Regions from separate parts of the Homo sapiens genome. Here regions 1, 2, 3, 4, 5 and 7 are each linked to region 6. The links are chromatin contacts, found by Hi-C or POLR2A ChIA-PET in ENCODE. All regions are on one chromosome and are shown on one strand. Each heading gives the region's core, a stretch centred on a gene start or an enhancer-like site at or near the end of the contact. The rest is flanking DNA. Distances are from core to core; before and after follow the strand shown.

Evidence for each region. A loop is a pair of places that touch in the nucleus more often than their neighbours do. ChIA-PET counts read pairs that join two places held with the same protein, here RNA polymerase II (POLR2A). Pooled maps may share reads with other maps.
Region 1: a pooled map shows a loop between it and region 6 (9-fold over the local background). The contact joins the promoter of FIZ1 here to the promoter of NDUFA3 in region 6. A Hi-C loop is called at or near these places in 3 of 37 single-sample maps with no recorded cell type and 8 of 50 pooled maps. POLR2A ChIA-PET finds 5 or more read pairs at or near these places in 1 of 52 experiments (HEK293).
Region 2: a loop to region 6 is called in a pooled map, with 6 times the contacts of the local background. The contact joins the promoter of ZNF784 here to the promoter of NDUFA3 in region 6. A Hi-C loop is called at or near these places in 4 of 50 pooled maps. POLR2A ChIA-PET finds 5 or more read pairs at or near these places in 3 of 52 experiments (Caco-2, activated CD4-positive, alpha-beta T cell and activated T-cell).
Region 3: a map of CD4-positive, alpha-beta memory T cell shows a loop between it and region 6 (6-fold over the local background). The contact joins the promoter of U2AF2 here to the promoter of NDUFA3 in region 6. A Hi-C loop is called at or near these places in 1 of 168 maps with a recorded cell type or tissue (CD4-positive, alpha-beta memory T cell), 1 of 37 single-sample maps with no recorded cell type and 11 of 50 pooled maps.
Region 4: a pooled map shows a loop between it and region 6 (21-fold over the local background). The contact joins the promoter of EPN1 here to the promoter of NDUFA3 in region 6. A Hi-C loop is called at or near these places in 2 of 37 single-sample maps with no recorded cell type and 9 of 50 pooled maps. POLR2A ChIA-PET finds 5 or more read pairs at or near these places in 1 of 52 experiments (HEK293).
Region 5: a loop to region 6 is called in a pooled map, with 6 times the contacts of the local background. The contact joins the promoter of NAT14 here to the promoter of NDUFA3 in region 6. A Hi-C loop is called at or near these places in 1 of 168 maps with a recorded cell type or tissue (naive thymus-derived CD4-positive, alpha-beta T cell), 1 of 37 single-sample maps with no recorded cell type and 8 of 50 pooled maps. POLR2A ChIA-PET finds 5 or more read pairs at or near these places in 1 of 52 experiments (HEK293).
Region 7: a loop to region 6 is called in a pooled map, with 11 times the contacts of the local background. The contact joins the promoter of PPP2R1A here to the promoter of NDUFA3 in region 6. A Hi-C loop is called at or near these places in 1 of 37 single-sample maps with no recorded cell type and 8 of 50 pooled maps. POLR2A ChIA-PET finds 5 or more read pairs at or near these places in 1 of 52 experiments (CD4-positive, alpha-beta T cell).

Annotation. Positions count from the first base shown.
Region 1 is chr19:55,598,191-55,600,890 of GRCh38, reverse strand. FIZ1 (FLT3 interacting zinc finger 1) reads left to right here and starts at 1,374. Exons shown (of 3, transcript NM_032836.3): 1 at 1,374-1,417. ZNF524 (zinc finger protein 524) reads right to left here and starts at 603. Exons shown (of 2, transcript NM_153219.4): 1 at 483-603. RefSeq lists silencers at 98-647, 1,358-1,777 and enhancers at 255-1,128, 1,129-2,003.
Region 2 is chr19:55,623,172-55,625,881 of GRCh38, reverse strand. It overlaps ZNF784 (zinc finger protein 784), which reads left to right and starts at 1,316. Exons shown (of 2, transcript NM_203374.2): 1 at 1,316-1,398. The coding sequence starts at 1,321. RefSeq lists enhancers at 936-1,085, 836-1,335 and silencers at 1,156-1,215, 1,286-1,335.
Region 3 is chr19:55,653,598-55,656,348 of GRCh38, reverse strand. U2AF2 (U2 small nuclear RNA auxiliary factor 2) reads right to left here and starts at 1,314. Exons shown (of 12, transcript NM_007279.3): 1 at 1,196-1,314. The coding sequence starts at 1,244. RefSeq lists enhancers at 489-568, 1,519-2,188 and silencers at 929-1,068, 1,279-1,328, 1,419-1,468.
Region 4 is chr19:55,673,841-55,676,540 of GRCh38, reverse strand. EPN1 (epsin 1) reads right to left here and starts at 1,315. Exons shown (of 11, transcript NM_001130072.2): 1 at 1,106-1,315. U2AF2 (U2 small nuclear RNA auxiliary factor 2) reads right to left here. Exons shown (of 12, transcript NM_007279.3): 12 at 1,825-2,607. The coding sequence ends at 2,473. RefSeq lists silencers at 1,034-1,363, 1,534-1,753.
Region 5 is chr19:55,483,901-55,486,600 of GRCh38, reverse strand. NAT14 (N-acetyltransferase 14 (putative)) reads right to left here and starts at 1,413. Exons shown (of 3, transcript NM_020378.4): 1 at 1,343-1,413; 2 at 821-940; 3 at 1-193. The coding sequence starts at 892. ZNF628 (zinc finger protein 628) reads right to left here. Exons shown (of 3, transcript NM_033113.3): 3 at 2,114-2,700. The coding sequence ends at 2,228. RefSeq lists an enhancer at 774-1,103 and a silencer at 1,204-1,623.
Region 6 is chr19:54,101,541-54,104,293 of GRCh38, reverse strand. NDUFA3 (NADH:ubiquinone oxidoreductase subunit A3) reads right to left here and starts at 1,439. Exons shown (of 4, transcript NM_004542.4): 1 at 1,406-1,439; 2 at 1,106-1,180. The coding sequence starts at 1,415. RefSeq lists an enhancer at 674-1,650.
Region 7 is chr19:52,188,655-52,191,354 of GRCh38, reverse strand. It overlaps PPP2R1A (protein phosphatase 2 scaffold subunit Aalpha), which reads right to left and starts at 1,303. Exons shown (of 15, transcript NM_014225.6): 1 at 1,181-1,303. The coding sequence starts at 1,258. RefSeq lists enhancers at 1,088-1,327, 778-1,745, 1,658-1,877, 1,888-1,937, 1,968-2,097 and 1 more.

The DNA.
Region 1 (2,700 bases), core at 125-2,624, 1.5 Mb before region 6:
GGGAAGGGGAGGCACAGGTGCAGCTGGAAGCAGGTGCTGCAGGTGCCCCCCTGCACCCCCCCCTCCCCTTTAACAGCCACATAGACTGCTGTCCAGAGAGGAGCAACCACCTTTCCATACGGTTCGCTCCCACGGGGTAGCCTAGTCTAGGAGTCTGGTCTTTGGAACGGTGGAAAGGGGGAGACTGGTCCCCCGACCCTCCCCGTCCCCTCGCCCCGGTACTGACGCGCCCATCGGCCCCCGAGCTGCGAAGCCCAAGCGCGGGGCGGGCCCTGCGGGGGCGACGGCCAATGAGCGGCGCCGGGTAAGCGGGCGGCGGGGGCTGCCAGGAAGGGGGTCTGCGCGCGCGCGCCCGGACGGCTTCGCGGGGCGCGAGCGCGGGAGCAGGAACAGGTGTTGGAGGCGCGCTCCGGGAGCGCGCGGCCCGGCCTCCCCTACCCCCACACCCCCCCTCCCGCCTGCGCCCCCCGCCTCTCGGGTACCTCATTTGCATGTCGCCGGGGCTCGCGAGTGTGCGCGCGCGCGGGGGCAACGGGGCCGGCGCGTGGGAAGGGGAGGGGGTGAGGGGGCCCTGCCCCTCGGCGGCGGCGAGGCGGGGGCGGCGGCGCGCGGTGCCGGCCCCGCCCCTCGGAGAAGCGCCGGGCCCCTCCCTTCCTGCCCTTCCCGCCCGCCTGCGCGCCCGCGGGAAACAAAGGGGACTCGCTGGGTCCTAACGACCGGTCGCGGCCACGCCCGGAAGCCGCGCCTGCGCACCGGCGGCCCTGGTGTGTCCCCAGTGGGAAATAACCCAGCACCACATCCCCAACCACCTCGAAACGCCTTTCCTCTCACAAAGCCCACAGTCGGGTGACCCAAAGACAGATACCGAATGATGAGGAGCGGGAAAATGGCTGCCCAGTGCCCGTAATTAACATGGCACCGGACAGGCTTCGAAGCCCATGGAGTGCTAAGTGGATAAGATGGTGCCGGTCTTTTCCAGCTCTGTATTGCAGTTGGCGCACTTCGCTTTCTTTTTTTTTCCCTAGTCCAACTGTACATCCTAATCGGAGGAGTCCGAGGCTGTGAAAAAGAAATAGTATCTGCTCTCATTTACGTTAGCATCGCCTAGTGTCGCCACGGAGAAGCCCCCTCGCTCTCAGCTCCTTGCCCTTAGTCTGTATGGCGCCGTGGGTGTCCCTAAGCCCCGCCCCTTCCCGCTGCCCTCACCCAAGATGGCGCGGGCCTGGCTTCTTCAACCTCCAGGGCTGGGAAAGGAAAGGGAAAGAGGGAGAAGGGCGGGGATGAGGAAGGGGAGCCAAGAGGGCGGGAGAAAGGGGGAGTACGGCGGGGGAAGGGAGCTGAGGCGGAAGTCGAGGGGCCCCCCGGGTGGAAGTGACGCTGCCCCCGCTGCCCAAAATGTCGGCGCCCAGAGGGAGGTGTAAGTAATTAAAGAGGAAAGCCGACGGACTTCCCCGGCCTCCCGGGGCCGCCCCGGGTCTCCAGGACCAACGCTCCGTACGAGCGAGGTGGACTCGCCTGGCCCCGGGGCCTGCCCGACCTGCCCCCCAACCGGGCGCCCAGGGCTGCACCTTTTAGGGGCAGGGGGAGGGGCACAAAAGGCCGGCTCTCGGGGCCTGGGGCCTGGAGCAGACTGGGCAAGTGGGGGGGCCCGCTCCTCAGGCTGCGGGGTGGAGGAGGAGGCGGGGCCTAGTGGCTGCTGGGGCGGAGCAAGGGCTGGGAGGAGCCTGAGTTGGGCGGAGCTTAGAGTGGAAGTGGGAGGGGCGTGGAGGAGGGAGAGTCTGGATAGAAAATGGGAGGGTCTTAGGCAAAGAGGTGGGGTTTGATAAAGGGGCGTGGCTCAGAAGGAATGGTGGGTAGGCCCTGGATTGAGGGGTGGAAGGAAACTCATTGAGGCTGGTTGGGTAAAGGGAGCCCAGGAAGCAGGAGGGAGGAGTTTAGAGTAGAAGGGATGGAGTTTGTCTGGGGTGTGGCTTAGAGAAGTAGGTAGGCCTAGTGAGGGGGGTGGAGTTTAAGGGTGTAATTTGGAGGGGTTTAATGCAACTATCAGGTCTTTATAATGAATGTGGAAAGGACTTGCAGGGGATGGGAATAGACTTCGTAGAGAAGGCCTGAGAAGGTGACGGGAGTCCAGTGGAGAGTCTTAGAAAGGATGTGGCTTCTTTAAAGGAAAAATTGGGTGGAGTTTTGGAAGTGGGTCTTAGTGGACCCGAGAGGGGCTTAGATAAGTCAAATAACTTAGCAATCATGGTAGGACTTAAGGAGGAATCCAGGAGGAACTTACGGGATAATAGTCATCCAAACAGCTTACTTGTTGCGTCTTTGCTGTGCACCAGCTTAAGTGGGCACGTAGCATTTATTGCCACAATTTTACTTAATTCTCGCCACCACTCCATGAGGTAGGTACTACTATTCCCATTTTACAGATGAAGAATTTTTATTATCTGATGTTACAGGAGTAATTCTGGTCTCCCTGCAAGGATGACTCCAGTGTGCTTAGCCCCAAATCTTTGCCCTCCCATTCGCTAAGTGGTCATCCTGGAAGAGGAGTGGGAGGAGCTTAGAGGGGAGTGGGAGGGCCTTTTGGAAGGAAAAGGGCTTGGCAAAGAATACAAGATCCTTAGGGAACATTGTGGGGGACTTTGAAGGGAGTAGGTGGGACTTAAGGAAGAGTGGGAGAGGCTTAAATTACAGTGGGAGGGG
Region 2 (2,710 bases), core at 67-2,566, 1.5 Mb before region 6:
CCGGGCATGGTGGCGGGCACCTGTAATCCCAGCTACTCAAGAGGCTGAGGCAGGAGAATCGCTTGAGCCCGGGAGGCAGAGGTTGCAGTGAGCCATGATCATGCCACTGCACTCCAGCCTGGGCGACAGAGTGAGACTCCATCTCAAAAAAAAAAAAATTATTTTAAAATCAAAAGAAAAGAAGGGAAATATAGCTTTGGAAGACCAAGGCAGAAGGATCGCTTAAGGCTAGGAGTTCAAGACCAGCCTGGGCAAGGCAAGACAGCAAGATCCCCATCTCTATAAAAGAAGAAGAAAGGAGGAGGAGGAGATAATTCAGCCTAAGTGGTGTTTATCTTTATTTTATACCAACATATCACAAAATATAATTTCATATATATTTATGAATGAAATGATCATGCTTAGGATCATGTTTAAGTATCTCCTATCCTGCCCTTTCAAGAAAACTATTTAAAGATGTTTCCAAACTCTTCCATGTCTCTTCTCAGTGGTTTGTCACAATGCTTCTACAGTGCTACACAAAAGAAAGAGAAATGGTCCAGAGAAGTGTAGTGACTTATCCAAGGTGATACCACCAGAATGACTAAACGGGGCAGCTAAGAAGAGCCCCGTCCTTGATGCTGCTGAAAACCCCGCGTTTTTGAGCTCTTTCCTCCCAAACATAACATCAGCTTGCGGGTTTTTGCGTCCTCCCAGGACCACCTGTGTTGCTGTTTACTGAATATTTTTCTCCACACTGCCTTTTTTTTTTTTTTTTTTGACAGAGTCTCTGTCACTCAGGCTGCATGCAGTGGCGAGATCATGGCTCACTGCAGCCTCGACCTCCCGGCCTCAAGCGATCCTCCCACCTCAGCCTCCCGAGTAGCTGAGAATACAGGCATGAGCCACCGCACCCGGCCTACACCGACGTTTATAAACTTGGCGTCATTACGTTGTCATGAGCAGTGCAGAGGTAATCACAAAAACGTTTACCGTGGAAACAAAGCAAAGCTTCTTCAGTTCTGCTGAGGTTCCCCTGACAGCCAGAGCCTCGAGTCGGCCTGCGTTGGTTTAGAAGGAACGTTCGGATTTGTTCCCAGGGTGTTACAGGCATCCTAGCGCCACACAGAGCGTACCCTCGGAGGGACAGACAGGTAATTAGAGAGGGAACAACTCACATTCTCCCGGGCTCAGCCGCCACGCCCCGCCCCGCCACGCCCCCTGCTGCACCACGCCCCCTCGCAGCCCCGCACTGCGCCTGCGCAGTAGCTCTTACGCCAGTTCGAGCCCCACCCCCTTTCAGAGCGAACATTGGCCTTGGGGGCGGGGCTTGGGCACAAGATGGCCGCTGCGCGCCCAGAGGCCCAGAGTCGGAGCTCACCGACTCCGGAGTCGCGATCCCAGGAGCCACTGGACCTGGTGCGGGCAAGGAAGGGGCCTGGGCGTGGGGCTCGAGGTGGGAGGAGGTCGTAGTGTGGGGGGCGGGTCCGGGGCGTGGCCTATGAGGGGGTGGGCGAGGGAGGTATTTAGTGCTATGGCCCTGGGGGTGGGGCTTCTTGTGGTTTCGCGAGGGGCGGGGCAGGGGAGGAGACTATGTCATGGTGGGCGGGGTGGGGGAGGGACCTATGGGTGGTGGGCGGGGCCTGGATGGGGGCGGAGTCTGAGGACGGTGTTGTCTTGTGGGACGGGTTTGGGTCCAGGGAAGGGGGCTTACCAGGGATAATTTGCATAATTTGGGTGGAGCCTTGTAAGGGGCGGGGCCTCATAAATTCTAGGGCTAATTCTAGGGTAGAAGGTTGGGAAGGTGACCCTGAAAAACGTGGGGGATTATGATTGGAGCACCTATGTCGGGGTAGGGGATAATTCTTCAAGGGTCTTAGTGATGCTTCTCGAATGCCCAAGGGAGAATTTGGGGGTAGAAGTGGGTGGTCTAGGTGACTTTGGAACTTCCTCCACGTTACCCCACTCAGAATTAGACTAATTGAGGACATTCATTCATTCAACAAACATTTACTGAGCTCCTACTTCGGCTCTGTAAATAGAGAAGTGACCAAGACAGACAAGGGTTGTGTTCTTTTGGAGCCTGCAGTCTCTTGAGAGGAGAGAGACAATAAAGGAGAGTTACTGTGATATGTTCTATAAAGGAAATAAAAATTGAGCCAATTTCTATAAATTGAGCCAAGAGTAGGGGTGGGGCAGCTAAATTTAGACGAGAGAAGTCAGCTGGGTGCCGGCTTATGTTTAAGCTGGGGTCAGAGAGATAAGTGGAGCTACATCGCCACAGATATTATAGTGACGATTTGGGATAAGTCATTTGGAGCCACTGGAGGGTTTTGAGTGCGAAAAATGACTTGATCTGATTTACATTTTCAAAAGACCTTCAGGCTATTCCTGGGAGGTGGGTTACAAGCCAGCAGAAATAGGAACAGAGATGCCCTTGGGTTTTTCAATTTTGGAGGCGCCAAGTGATGGGGCTTTAACTAGGGTGGAGGACAAAAGGTGGGATCCATGATATATTTTGGACAGGAGAGGAAATGTTGATGAGGATACAACAGAATCCTGGAGGATGGGCCGGGCGCGGCGGCTCACGCCTGCAATCCCAGCACTTTAGGAGGCAGAGCCAGAAGGATCTCTTGAGCCCAGTAGTTGGAGACCAGCCTGGGCAACATAGTGGGACTCCCTCTACATTAAAAATAATAATAATAATTTTTGTTTGTTTTGCTGTCTAAGA
Region 3 (2,751 bases), core at 65-2,564, 1.6 Mb before region 6:
ACTGTTTCCTAATACAGCCCCTACCCAACTCTAGCCCGGGTTCAAAGGAAAATTCCTCAGCCCTCATTTCGTCCTCCGAACGAGCTAGGAACATGGGCAGCTGAAGCCTGAAAAGAAACAAGTCTCCAATCTTCCCTGGTCCTGTATTTCTTCACAAACTGAAACACGGAGGATTTTTAAAGCGTCTTAACAACTCTCCCACTTCTAATATTATTGGAATCCCTAAGATCAGGGCCCCAGGCTTTTTGTTCTAACCCATCACAATTTTCGATACCCTGAAGGGAACCTGCCTCCCACCTTCCCCGTAAGTGAAGAGTTTAGCGCAGTGGGCCAGATCCCTCTTCCTCCCTCAGAACCTGTTTTCTTATCTCTATATTGAGATCTGAGACTGAGTATTATCAGGTGCCCTGAGATTGGGATTGTAAATGATTTGAGGTTTGTCTCAAACACTCCATATCGCGATTCTCGGGACCGCCAAAAGCCCCGCATATGCAGGATGTGTGCGTGCGGACACTCAAAGAATGCAGATGCTTTTAGGCAACATGTGCCAAACACGTTAATATGAGGCGCCCCACTACCAACAGACGGGGCAGAAACCACCTGGCGGGAGAGATCAGAGCAAATCAGCAAAAAGGAAAAGGGGTACGCGAGGGGCCCGTGGCCTCCAAGCATCCGCCGAAACGGCTCTGCCCTCATCCACGTGAAGGAAGGAAAGGGGCCCCCCCACCAAGTTCTCACAACCGCCATTTTGGAAACAAAGGGGGCGTGGAGACGCTGCCGTGGGCCCGACCGGAAGCGGAAGTGCCAAGGCAGCGGGAGAAAAGAGATTACGGGGACTAACATAATCTCCTTTTCAGAGAAACCAAAAAGATTTTAAAAAACAAAAGTTCACGTCGAGGCATCTGGCGCGCTCGTGCCGCGTCCCCCGCGCCACCTCCGCCAGGACCACGTGGGGCGCAGGGACAGCCGCCGTGCGCATGCGTCACGGGCCCGCGCCCCGCCGCCCCCTTCCCCTCGCCTAGCGCGCGGCGGAACGCTGGGGACGTCACGTGAACGAGGCGCGCGCCACGGAACCAGGGTTGGGGGGCGCCGCGCGGCCGTGAAGTGGGGGGAAGCGAGGGAGAAAATGGCGGGGGGGCAAAGAGCGACGCGAGGAGCCGCCCACACCTCCGCCCCGCGACCCCGGTGCCCTCACCTTGTTTATTCTCGTTGAGCTGCCGCTCGAACTCGTCGAAGTCCGACATGCTGAGGCGGCCGCGTAGGGCCCTGTGCAGCTTTCGCCTCGCCTTGCCGCCCGCTCCAGCCGCTTCGGCTACTTCCGCCGCTGGCTTCGGCTACTTCCGGCCGCCGCCGGCGCTTCGCCACCTCCTACCTAATCAAGCCTCCGGCAGCCCTCCCCGCCCCGCCCGGGCTCCGCCCCCTCACCCGCCCGCCCGCCCGCGAGCTTGCCCCTCCCCCCGAGCCTGGCTCCGAAGCGCCTCGGCTATCTCCGGATACTGGACGAAGGCGAAGCAGGCGGCCGCTTCGGCTGCTTCCGAAAACACCCGAACGTAGGGTTTCGCCGACTTCCCAGGTTTCCGTAACTTTTCCGAGATTATCTCCTCAACGTTCGGAGGTTTCCGTGTGTCCTCGTGTGCCACTGCGCCCAGTCCCCTCTGCGAGTTCGGGTTCTTCCAACAATTCAATCCGTCCCAGTCTTTGGCTTCTTCCACGGACTTGCTCCGATCTTCTCCGCCGGCCCTGTCCAAGCAATCGGCCACTTCCGACAATCCTAACCGTCCCGGCCTTCGGCTCTTTCCGGAGATTTCCGGATCTCGCCCTCGGGCCCCTCCTGGGATTAAGCTCGAGTCCGTGTTTCGGCTCTTTCCGGAGATGCCACTTGCTCACGCCTCCGATCAGAGAACTTCGGCTCCTTCCGCCACCGCTTCGTGAAGGCCTCACTCTCCGGGGACAGCTTCGACTTTTTCCGTGGGTACCTCGGCTCCTTCCGGCTTCGGGAACGGAAAAGGGAAGGAGAACAGAGACGAGATGGATCAGGGGAAGGGATAGAGAAGGGGACGAGGTCCTAGTTCTCGGCACCTGGCTCTCCGGGTGGGGAAAGTGAAAGAAAAAAAGGGCCGGCCTCGCGGAGGGCCTGAGAAGGTTGTGCCAGACAAAAGCAGCAAGAGGGATGAAGGGTGCGCGCGACCGCTGCGGAGGTTGCCAGCGCGGCTTTTTGCGCCTGCGCAGGGTGGAAGCCGCGGGTGAGGGGAAACAGGCTTCTGCGCCTGCGTAAAAGTCGTTCTGTGGCGCGCTCTCCCACTGCTCCCGTGAAGGGGGTTGCGGGGACCAGGTTTCAGTCCCCATTGCGCGTGCGCGAGATTTCCCTTACAACGGTGAAAGTGCTTAATCCCCAGCCGTTAAATCCGGCCACCCTCTTGGTTGTCTCGGCAACCACATCAACGCGCTCCGGCTCTTCCCGCCGCGCAGGCGCGGCAGACGGATCATCTGGCATTACTTCCGGGAGACAGATGATCTGGCGTTACTGCCCCCTGGCGGCCCAACGGAAGTATCCTCCAGACTTGGCCTGGCCGCTAGGTGGCCTCCCTCGCTAGAGGTCATCGACTCACGCCTCTCGCGCCGCGCTCCGGTCTGGGTAGCCCAGCGGGTAGTGTCCACGCTTCTTTTTACTTTTTTTTTTTTTTTTTTGAGACGGAGTCTCTGTCGCCCAGGCTGGAGTGCAGTGGCGCGATCTCGGCTCACTGGAACCTT
Region 4 (2,700 bases), core at 66-2,565, 1.6 Mb before region 6:
CACTGGCTGCTATTATTATCAGAGAAAAAACAGAGAACATTTCCAAAAGGGTGGCGGCAGAAAAGGCACTATCTTAATACTCTGTACTTATTTGGCGTGCATTAGAAAAAATTACCCAACTAGCACATCAAAGCTGAGATTTCTCAGATACTGCTTAGAATGAGACTGTATTTCAAATTAAATTGATTCAAAGAGAATTCTTACATTAAAAAGAATACAAAGGATATGGCAAAGTTCTCCAAGGAGTACTCCAATAACCGACCGATATCTAACACTTACTGTGTAAAAATCTCTAAGCACTGTAATAATAAAAACCAGAGCTCCCAGTAATTACACACTTGCTATGTGTCAGATACCGTCAGGCACTTTACAAGCATCACCTCAACTTACATGCACAAGGACCCTATGATGTAGGAACTACGAATGCCTACGAACTATGGATTTCCTACGACTAGGAAACTGAGGTTTTGACACAGAGACTATCACCTGGCAATTACACAGCTTAGCAGGCAGCCGGGCTTCTGAATCCAAGGCTGGGGCTCTTCACCATCACACCAGAGACTCAGAAAACTGGGGAAAAGGGGCAGATTCTAGATCAAGTTAACAGACTCCTGGAAAGAAACTTCAGGATTGGAGGTGATAGGTATGGGGGCAAAACTCAGATGCGAAGACGGGGCGGGGGTAAGATTTGCACCATAGGCAGAAAAGCCCGCAGGGAAGGGCTAGAGACACCTAGGGAAAAGAAGACTCGGAAACTCAACGAGACACGAACAAATCCTGACAGACACAGACACGACAGACAGAGGAGAGAGAGACCCGGGACAGACACACAAACACACTCCTATCTCCAAACCCTTTTCTAAGTTCACTGAAACAGGCACAGGCAGAGGCCCACAGGAAACAGACGCTGACAGACACACAGACACGAGAGAGACAGACACAGACAACCGACACGGGGGCAGTCAAGGCCGACACAGGAGCAGAGACACAAAGGCCGCCAGAGACACCCAGAACTGGCCAGACGCGAGCCCGCGCGCGCCGCGGCCCAGGCCCGAACACCCGGAGCAGGCGGGCCAGCGTCCCCCGCGCTCCGCCCCGCGCTCACCTCGGCCCCCTCACGCCGGGCTCTGGGGGGTCATGGCGGTCAGCCCCCTGCCCCGCTCGGCCTCGGTGTCGCGGGACGTGCGCCGGGCCACGGGCGCACGCACGAACGCAAGGAGGGCCGCACGCCGACGGCTCCGCCGCCCCGCCGCCCAGAAGGGGCGCGGAGAGCCGGGCGGGGGAGGGGAGCCGCCGAGGAGACGGGAAGCAACAGAAGGAGGCGACGGACCGGAAGCGGAAATTGCCGCGCTCCCCGCCCTCCCGTGCCGCACCCCGCCCTGGCAGGAGTCGCTTCCGCAGCCAAGCCAACCTGGAAGGCATCACTTCCGGCGCGCTGGGCCCCGTTGCTAGGCGCCTCTACGTCACTTCCGCCCGCTGCAGCGGGGGATCCGCGCGGTGCTCACGGAACGCCGAGAGTCAGCTCCAGCTCGCTTGGCGGCAACCGCGGAGCTCCTGGCACACCCACGCCACGCCCGCCCCGGCCCGCTCGGCCACCATCCCTCCTGTCGGCGGGGTGGGAGAGCACTCGGGAACCTCACGTCCCCCGGGGCTGTGCCTGTGCCGACCCCGAGAAGGGCACCGCGCAAGCAGGGAAGGCCTCGAGGCTGCCGGCGCCGGCAGCAGGGGCGTCCCAGCCAGGGGCCCGCAGTTTGCCAAGGGAACCCCCACCCGAGCCCAGAACCGAGGAAGAGGGTCGGACATACTGGACACACAGCCGCTCCATAAAGTAAAATACAACAAAATGTTTAATGAGCAAATTCGTCTTAGCAAATATGAAACTGCCACAGAGAGTAGGAGAGGGGCAGGGGCCACGGGGCTGGGCGCAGGTCGGGGGAGACTAAAGAGGAAAAATCAACTACGTAAGAAACCCAGGAGGGGACCAGAGAGGACCAGAGGCCGAAGGAACAGAGCTGTGGTCCTGGTAAGGGAGAGGGCAGGGCACTGAGGGCCGGACAACAAAATTCAAAATAGTTTGGCCATAAAATATAAACACGCTATGTTCCTACCGTGGGGAAGGGGAGAAGAAAGGGGTCTATGGGAGAAGGAGAGGCTGTTTTGGGAGGGGCTGGGGTCCTACCCCGCCCTGCTGTGCACCCTGTCCCCATCCCAACCCCTTCCCTCTGTGTCTGTGTGGGTGCGTGTTGTCTGTGTGGGCTGTGTGCGCACTTCCCCAGTCCCCTCCCTGCCCTAACCCCCCAACCCCCCAACCCCCGCCCCCCACCCTTAATTGCTGCCATTCCAGTTGCTGCCGGCTGTCGTGTGTCTGCGGCTGTCACTCCTCTGCCCATCGTCTTCAGAGGGGGATAAGGGGGGGGCGGGAGTGGGGAGAAGCCCCCAGCCAGCCCTGCCCCCACCCTCCCCCAGCCGCCTCTACCAGAAGTCCCGGCGGTGATAAGAGTCGGGGTCACAGTATTTTGTGACAACCACTCTGTTGGCGAACTTGCGGCCCGTCAGGCCCTGCATGGCTTTCTGGCAGTCAAACACAGAGGTGAACTCCACAAAGATCTGTGGGGAAAGGAGAGGCAGGTTTGTGAACAAGGCTCACGCCCAACAGCCAGTCAGCGTCCACCCAACCCCAGCACTGAAGGCAGGAAGGGA
Region 5 (2,700 bases), core at 164-2,663, 1.4 Mb before region 6:
GCAGCGAGCCCCATCGGGCCCGCAGGCCCAGCTTCACGGCGGCCACAGCCAGGAACACCGGCAGGAGGAGGGCCAGGGCGAAGGAAGCCAGGACAAAGCGCAGGCCGCTGCTGGCCGCCGCCAGGAGGAGCAGGGCCGGCGGCCGTGTCAAGGCATGGAGGGCCACGCGGTTTTCCGTGTCCTTCACGCCGGCCTGTGGGCAGGAGGGGTGGCTCAGCCATCCGAAACGCTAGGGCCTCCTGGACAAAGAGAGGAGGTAGACCCTGCCCGGGGCGGGGTGAGAGCTCCCAAATGGGAAGGGAAGGCAGCACAGTCCGATGTTCAGTGTGGCACACTGGGTATGGAGTGAATGAATGAACGAGAGCGAATGATGGATGGATGAGTGAATTAGGAGCTGTGGGGGCACTCAATTCAGTAGCAATGCCGCAGTGAGGCCCCAGGGAAGTAAGGACAGGGAGGTTGCCTCAGGCTGGAGTGGAGGCTGGAGGGAGGCTGCTGGGCTAGGTTGGGGTGCTGGGCTGTGCTTTGAAGAGTTGGGGTCCGAGGCACAGAGCTGGCTGTTGTGCTGGCGTGCACAGCCGACTGGAGATGGGAGACCAGGGAGGGCGTTGGTGCTGGGGTCCCAGTAGGGCTGGGGGGGTGAGCCCCCACCTGCCACACCTGCTGTGGTTTTCAGCAGCAGGGCGGCTGAGGCTCAGGAGGAAAAGATCCCGCTCCAGGGGTCCAGGCTGGCTCAGGTGGGTGGGAGGGGGTGGCTGAATCCACTTGCAATTCCCCCACTGCAGCCACTCCCAGGCCCCCTGGGGCCCCTGCCTCTCACCTTCAGCATCTCCAGCACCAGGGGCTTCTCATCTTCCCTCATCTCCCGCACTGACAGGTGGCTGGGGGCCATGGCAACCCCCAGGCCCCGGCCCCCCAGAAGGGAGCTGGCGTCGTGCACCTGGTGAGAACATAAGTAGGTCAGCGTCAGGGGGGCACCTCTGTCCCCAAAGCTCCCCCGAGGGGTAGGGAGCAGCAACGGCACTTCCCAGATCAGGACACTGAGAACCCTCGGGGCCCCCAAGCGAGGATCTCGGCAGGACAGGCGCCCCCCACAATACTCAGCGACCTTGCTAAAGTCTCCCGGGATCCCCCCTCCCCCGTATTATTCAGCGATCTACACTCCCAAACGCGCTGCGGACGCCAACACTGCAGCACGGGGCTCCCTCCCAGGCACTGGGGTCCACGAACACCCTCCCCACATGCCAGAGAACGGACCACGCTCGCTCCACCCCGGTCCCCAGCGCCCCCTCCCCCACAGTCGTCCCCGTCCCGCGCCACAAGAACAAGGACCAGCAAGCACCTGCACCGGTCGCCTTTGGTCCTTCGACAAGGTTTCGGGAGCGGGTCTGGAAGGGGGTCGCGGGCGGAAGTGACGTCAGACCGCGCGCGGTGGGGCGGGGCGGCGCCCGCTCCGGGCCGTAGCAACCGTTGCTAAGCTCCCCGGAGGGCGGGCTGGGAGGAACCGAGCTGTGACCCTGCGGAGGGCCGGGAAGCGACCTCTCCTATCCCTAGAGAAGGAGCAACGGGGAAAGGGGACCTGGGGAAGAACGGGAGCGGAAGCCGGCAGGAGACGGGCGGCGGGCTGGGGACCAGCGCGAGCTCCCGCCCCACGTTCCCTCGTTGCTGAGCAACCTGAGCGCCGGGCGGCGACGCCAGCGCGTGGATTCTCATCCGTGCCGGGGCCTTCGCGGGAGGAGCCGGCCACGCTCAGCATCCTGGCGCCCGACTCCCCCATCCCCAGGGACCCCACTCCACCCACGGGGCGCCCGGGGTCGCAGAACCCTTCCGCATAAGGATCCCCCTACTTCTCACACGAGGGGGGCAGCGGGGCGACCTACAGTGAACAAGTAGCACTCCCTGGAGTCTGATGTCACCACCTCCCCACTATAATGACCCCTGCGGCCTTTTTTGGTTTCAGGACAGGGGAACTGAGCCCTACGTAGTGGCTGGCCCCAGGATGCAGAACAAGCCATCTGCGACCCAGGACGCAAGACTTAAGACTCCACGCTCCCAGGCGGGGGCTAGGACCATGACTTTGCCCCCTTCCCTCCCCCCAGGAAAACAAAACACAGGCGGGGAGACTCGGGTCTTTATTAGCAAGCCCAGCCTGCGGCACCCTGCCCCGCCCCGGCTGGCAGTGAGTCGGGGTCTCTGTGCGGGGCGGGAGGGGAATCACTGCCTCTCCTCAAAACGTGTGCACCAGCTGGACTGCGGGTAGAGTCTGGACAATCTGGATGGAGGGCAGGCCCTGAGGGGTCATAACACCAGGCCCAGCTCCTGCGGGGACCACTTGCACCATCTGGGAGGCTGGAGCCCCGGGGAGCCCCGCGGGGCCCGAGGCTGGGCCTGACGGCGGTGGGGCCAGGAGCTGCAGCGTGGCGGTGCCTCCTCCAGTGTTGCTGCTGTCCAGCAGCTCAGTGGCTGGGGCGCTGCGGATGATGAGGAGTTTCTGTCCGGGTGGGCCGGTGGCAGGCGGCTCCGTCAGCCCAGGAGGAAGTGTTTCTACCTCCTGTACGCAGAGTCGAGTCTGTTCGCCATCGGCCCCGCTCAGCACCAGCACGCTCTGCAAGCCCTCGTCCGTCTGGAGTGTCTCAAAGAGGACATCCTGGACCACACCAGTGCTGGCCTCGCCATCCCCCGCCTCCCCGGGGCCCGGGC
Region 6 (2,753 bases), core at 190-2,689:
TGGTGGTGCTCGCCTGTAATCCCAGCTACTTGGGAGGCGGAGGCAGGAGAATCACTTGAACCCTAGAGGCGGAGGTTGCAGTGAGCCATGATCAAACCATTGCACTGTAGCCTGGAAGACAGAGCGAGACGCCATCTCAAAAAAAAAAAAAAAAAAAAGCTGGCCGGGCGCGGTGGCTCACGCCTGTAATCCCAGCACTTTGGGAGACCGAGTTGGGAGGATCACGAGGTTAGGAGATCGAGACCATCCTGGCTAACACGGTGAAACCCCGTCTCTATTGAACATACAAAAAATTAGCCGGGCATGGGGGCGGGCGCCTGTAGTCCCAGCTACTCGGGAGGCTGAGGCAGGAGAATGGCGTGAACCCGGAAGGCGGGGCTTGCACTGAACCGAGATCGCGCCACTGCACTCCAGCCTGGGCGACAGAGCGAGACTCAGTCTCAAAAACAAAAACAAAAAATTAGCTGGGCGCCTGTAATCCCAGCTACTCGGGAGGCTGAGGCAGGAGAATCCCTTGAACCCAGGAGGCCGAGGTTGCAGTGAGCCGGGATCGCGCCACTGCACTTCAGCCTGGGTGAGAGTGAGACTCCATCGCAAAAAAAAAAGCTACATTTTAACAATCCCCCGCCCCCATCCCTGCAGGAACTCCGGTGCTAATTAAAGTGTGAGTAGGGCAGTTCCAGGGCAGAGGGCAGAGATTTTCAATCAGCAAGGCACATTGGGATCATACGGGGATTTTCACAAGACACAGATTCCCCAGTCCCACCTCCACCCAAGCCAACTCAATTCAGAATGGGGGAGAGGAAAGATGAAAAGGAGGAGGAGGATCTGGACTTTTTTTTGGTGCTCAGGTGTTAAGGCATAAGCAGGGTTGAGAACGTCTCATTTAGAGGGGTTAAGAGCGTATTGGGTAGGTGGAGAGGAACGCGGGGGGCGATGGTGGAGAGGTTATAATGGGTATGGGGATAGATAAGGGGATGCCGTGGGGGTGCAGACACACTAGAGGGGACCCGAGGGCGGCGATAGGGCTTTAGGGGTACAAGATGGAGGGATGTAGGGGGACGGGGGTGGACGATGCAAGTTTGCGCCTGGAGCACTCACGCACCGAGGCCCCCGACGACGAAGGACACGACCAGCACTGGCTCCTTGTCCCAGGCATTCTTGAGGAAGGCGCCGACTCCTGAAGGGGTGGCAAGAAGCGTCACCCCTGCAAGTAGCTGCCCCCGGTGACCTCTAACCCTCTCGTGCCACCCCTGCCCTGGAGGAGCCCCCTCGTGACTTCTGCGTTCCCCTCCAGCACGGACCCCATCGCTTCCACCCCTGCCCTGCCGCACCTCAGTCCCAGGACCGCCCAGAGGTTCCCAGAACTACCCGAGCCCCGTGCGCCACCGGCACCTGCACTTACTCGCAGCCATCTTTGTCTCCGCGGCGGCGACAGCGGCGAGGACGCGGAGCACCCTGGGAGTTGTGGTCCCTATGCGCGAGAACCCGCTCCCAGGGCTGCGCGTGCGCCCTGGAGCACAAGTAGAGGCGAAAGCAAGGACGCGGAGCACTCTGGGAGTTGTGGTCCCTCTGTGCGACGGCCCGCTTTCGGAGCCTGCGCGTGCGCACTCGCGCAGAACAAAGATGGAGCCGTGGAGGTAAAGGAAGTGGTGTCAGGAGCAAGCGCAAGCCTGACTTTGCGGACCTGCGTGGAATCTCCTTAGTCTCAGCCTAGAAGTCGCTCCGGAGTGACTAGTCCTCCTGCTGCGACCCACCTAAGGCGGAACAAAATAGTCCCCATTTTATAGTTTATGTATGAAAGCCCATTTTACAGACGAAGAAACTGAGCCCGGGAGAAGGTGAATGACTAACCTGTCCTTCGAGGTCTCAGCTCAACATCGGCTCGTCCTGGAAGCGCTAGGTCTCATCCCAGATGGGTTAGGAGCTTTCTGCGGGCTCTCACAGTGCTCTGTTACCGCCATTATAGCTCAGATCACTTAAGAAACTGACCTGGTCTGGGCCAGGCGCGGTGGCTCACGCCTGTAATCCCAGCACTTTGGGAGGCCGAGGCGGGCGGATCACGAGGTCAGGAGATCTAGACCATCCTGGCTAACATGGTGAAACCCTGTCTCTACTTAAAAATACAACACAAATTAGCCGGGCGTGGTGGTGGGCGCCCGTAGTCCCAGCTACTGGGGAGGCTAAGGCAGGAGAATGGCGTGAACCCGGGAGGCGGAGCTTGCAGTGAGCCGAGATCACACCACTGCACTCCAGCCTGGGCGACAGAGCGAGACTCCGTCTCAAAAAAAAAGAAACTGACCTGGTCTTGGTCTTTCAGTCGGACTGGTAGCTGCTGCTTGAGAGCAGTAACGGAGTCTGAGTTCCCTCTGTGCCTGCCAACATGGCACAGCGAGGGTCTGGCACGTAATAGGTTCTAATTTTTTTTTTTTTCTTCTGAGATTGAGTCTAGCTCTGTCGCCCAGGCTGGAGTGCAATGGCGCGATCTCGGCTCACAGCAACCTCCGACTCCCGAGTTCAAGCGATTCTCCTGCCTCAGCCTCCTGAATAGCTGGGATTACAGGCGCGCGCCTCCACAGCCGGCTAATTTTTCTTTTTTAGGAGAGACGGGGGTTTCTCCATGTTGGTCAGGCTGGTCTCGAACTTCCCGACCTCAGGTGATCCACCCGCCTTGGCCTCCCAAAGTGCTGGGATTACAGGCGTGAACAACCGCGCCCGGCCTAGAGGGGCTAATTTTTATCTATCTATCTATC
Region 7 (2,700 bases), core at 54-2,553, 1.9 Mb after region 6:
AGTCCCTCCAGCAAGACCAGGACTACAATTAGCCCATATTTTATGGAACACAGAGACCCAAAGCGGTGAAGTAATTTGCACAAGGTCACACAGCAGGTGGGAGGTGGACTTGCAGTTCTAACTGTTCTCAATCCCACACCAGCCCGGCTCAGAGCCTTGGGTCACCTCATCCCATAACCAGGAATGTTCATCCGGGCTGGGCGCGGTGGCTCACGCCTGTAATTCCAACACTTTGGGAGGCCGAGGCGGGTGGATCGCTTGAGGTCAAGAGTTCCCGACCAAGCCTGGCCAACATGGTGAAACCCCGTCTCTGCTAAAAATACAAAAATTAGTCGGGCGTGGTGGCTCGCGCCGGTAATCGCAGCTAATTAGGGAGCTGAGGGGCGAGGATGGTTTGAACCCGGTATGCAGAGGTTGCACTGAGCCGAGATCGCGCCACTGCTCCCCAGCCCCAGCCTGGGCGACACAGAGACTGTCTCAAAAAAAAGAAATAAATAAATGTTCATCTGCTTAGCAAATCCCTCAACCCCTATCCTGGTCAATGGGAGGATCCGGGGAGATGGGGAGGCGGGTTTCTACAACCTAATTCGCTCCTAAACTTGGCTAGTCCCCACCTTTGGTGGGGGGGTGTTTTTGCGTCCCCGTCCTCTTAGGACACCTAAACCAAAATGAGAGGCGGAGGAAGAGCAGGAATTAGGATGGCAGGCCTTCGCCTCTCGGTCCCCACTTGGCCCAGCAGTCGAAACCCAGAAAACAAAAAAACCTTCCCAGGTCCCGACCCACCCGGCGGCCCTCCCCTACTTGGAGCAAGTCATGCGCGCCCCACATCCCCAAGAGGCCATTCAGAGGCCGCCGCCAATCACGGAGTCCTCCTCTCTCCCAGACCCAGTCCGCAGACCCCAGCCCTGGCCACAACCTCCCAGGACCGCGGACCGCCGCGCGCACAGGGCAGGCCCGGGACCCTCGAGGCTAGCGCTGGCCCCCGCCCTCCACTGGGCCGACACCCAATCGGGAGCGCCGTCTCAAGGAGTCCGGGCAACCGGGGAGATAAGAGACGCACGCTGATTGGCCGTCGCCCCCTTCCGCCACTCCCAGCGAACGCTGAGTCTTCTCCGCGAGGGCCGCCCGTGCCCCCAGGTACCCCTCCGCGTCTTCCCCAAGTCCCCCGTAGCCTCCGGACCTGAACGTCCTCATTGCGGAGTTCGTCTATGAGCACCGCGATGGGGTACAGCGAGTCGTCGCCGTCGGCCGCCGCCATCTTGGCTCCGTCCCTTTCCTGTCAGACTGCGGCCAGCGCTGTGCTGAAACGTGGGGGGGGCAATGCTGGGAGAAGAAGGAAGGGCGGGCGTGGGGGCGCCCGAGCCAGTTTACAGGGGCTGCTCCACGGCCATTGGCCGCGCTACCCAGGGCTAAGCTCGCGTTTCTTTGGTCCGGACTTGTGAAGTCCCGCCCACTTCCGATTTGCCATTGGTCGAGTGAACAAGATTTGACTAGTTTGAGCCTAGGAGAGGGGGAAGAAAGCGGAAGTTAGCCGTGTCCTAGCGACCAAGATTGTACCCGCCCTGGTCGCTGCTAACAACGACCGAGACGAGCAGTAGTTTCTAGCCAATGAGGGGCGACATGGGGAGGAGGCTAAGCCTGCCCTTTCTTGAGTCCCCGGGAAGGCTTCTGCGCGTGCGTCGGTGGTAATACGTGACGTCCTGTGGGGAGCTGGAGGGTGTGCAGGTTTTGGGTTACCAGGCCGTGGTTCCGCTGGCTGGCTGGCTGGCTCTCCGCGCCGTTGCGCGGCAGGAGGAGGGAGTGAGACTTTGATTTGTGCTTGATTTATGCCAAGGCCCAGAGAAGGGAGCGACTTGCCCTTCTCTCTTTTTTCTTTTTCTTTCTTTTTTTTTTTTTTTTTTTTTTACTTTTTTAAAGACAGGGTCTCGCTCTGTTGCCCAGACTGTAGTGCAGTGGCAGGATCTTGGCTCACTGCCGCCTGGACCTCCCCGAGCTCAAATGATCCTCTCGCCTCAGCCTGCAGAAATAGCTGGGACTATCGGCGCGCGCCGCTAGGCCCGGCCAATTTTTAAAAAAATGTTTGTGGAGACCGAGTCTCACTGTGTTGAGCTCAGTTGCCTTGCTGTTTGGATGAAACCCAAGCCCCTCGGGCTGGTATTCAATACCCTGTCTAGGCGCGTCTCCCATCTGTTTTTTACCTTTTATCTGATGTCCTGGAGAATTACAGCTGCCTGAGCACTTCTTGCGTTTTCATGCCAGCAAGCCTCCTTGCCCAAGCTGTGCGTTCTGCTAGGGGTGCCTTTCATATTCACTTCTGAGATCTCTGCATAAATGCCTCCCCTTTACTCCCTTTCCTCTCTGTCTTCAGGCTCTGTTCTCTAGGCTTCCAGAGCCACAGAACCCCTCTCTCTGTCTCTCCAGTCCCATCTATCTCTCTGTCTCTCCAATCCCATCTCTCTCTCTCTCTCTCTCCAATCCAATCTCTCTCTCTGTCTCTCAATCCCAGAGCCTGGGCTGTGACTATGTATTCGAATTTGTTTCCTCCATAGAGTGGGAGCAGGATTGGATCTGACTAATCTCTGTTTTTAACCTCTTCAACACAGCCCTACCCCCCCACCGCAATCTTAGGACCACTCTAACTGAGGGAGTTGAATGGGGATGGGAAGGCCTGGGATGCTCTTTCCTCCTTTATTCTGCTAC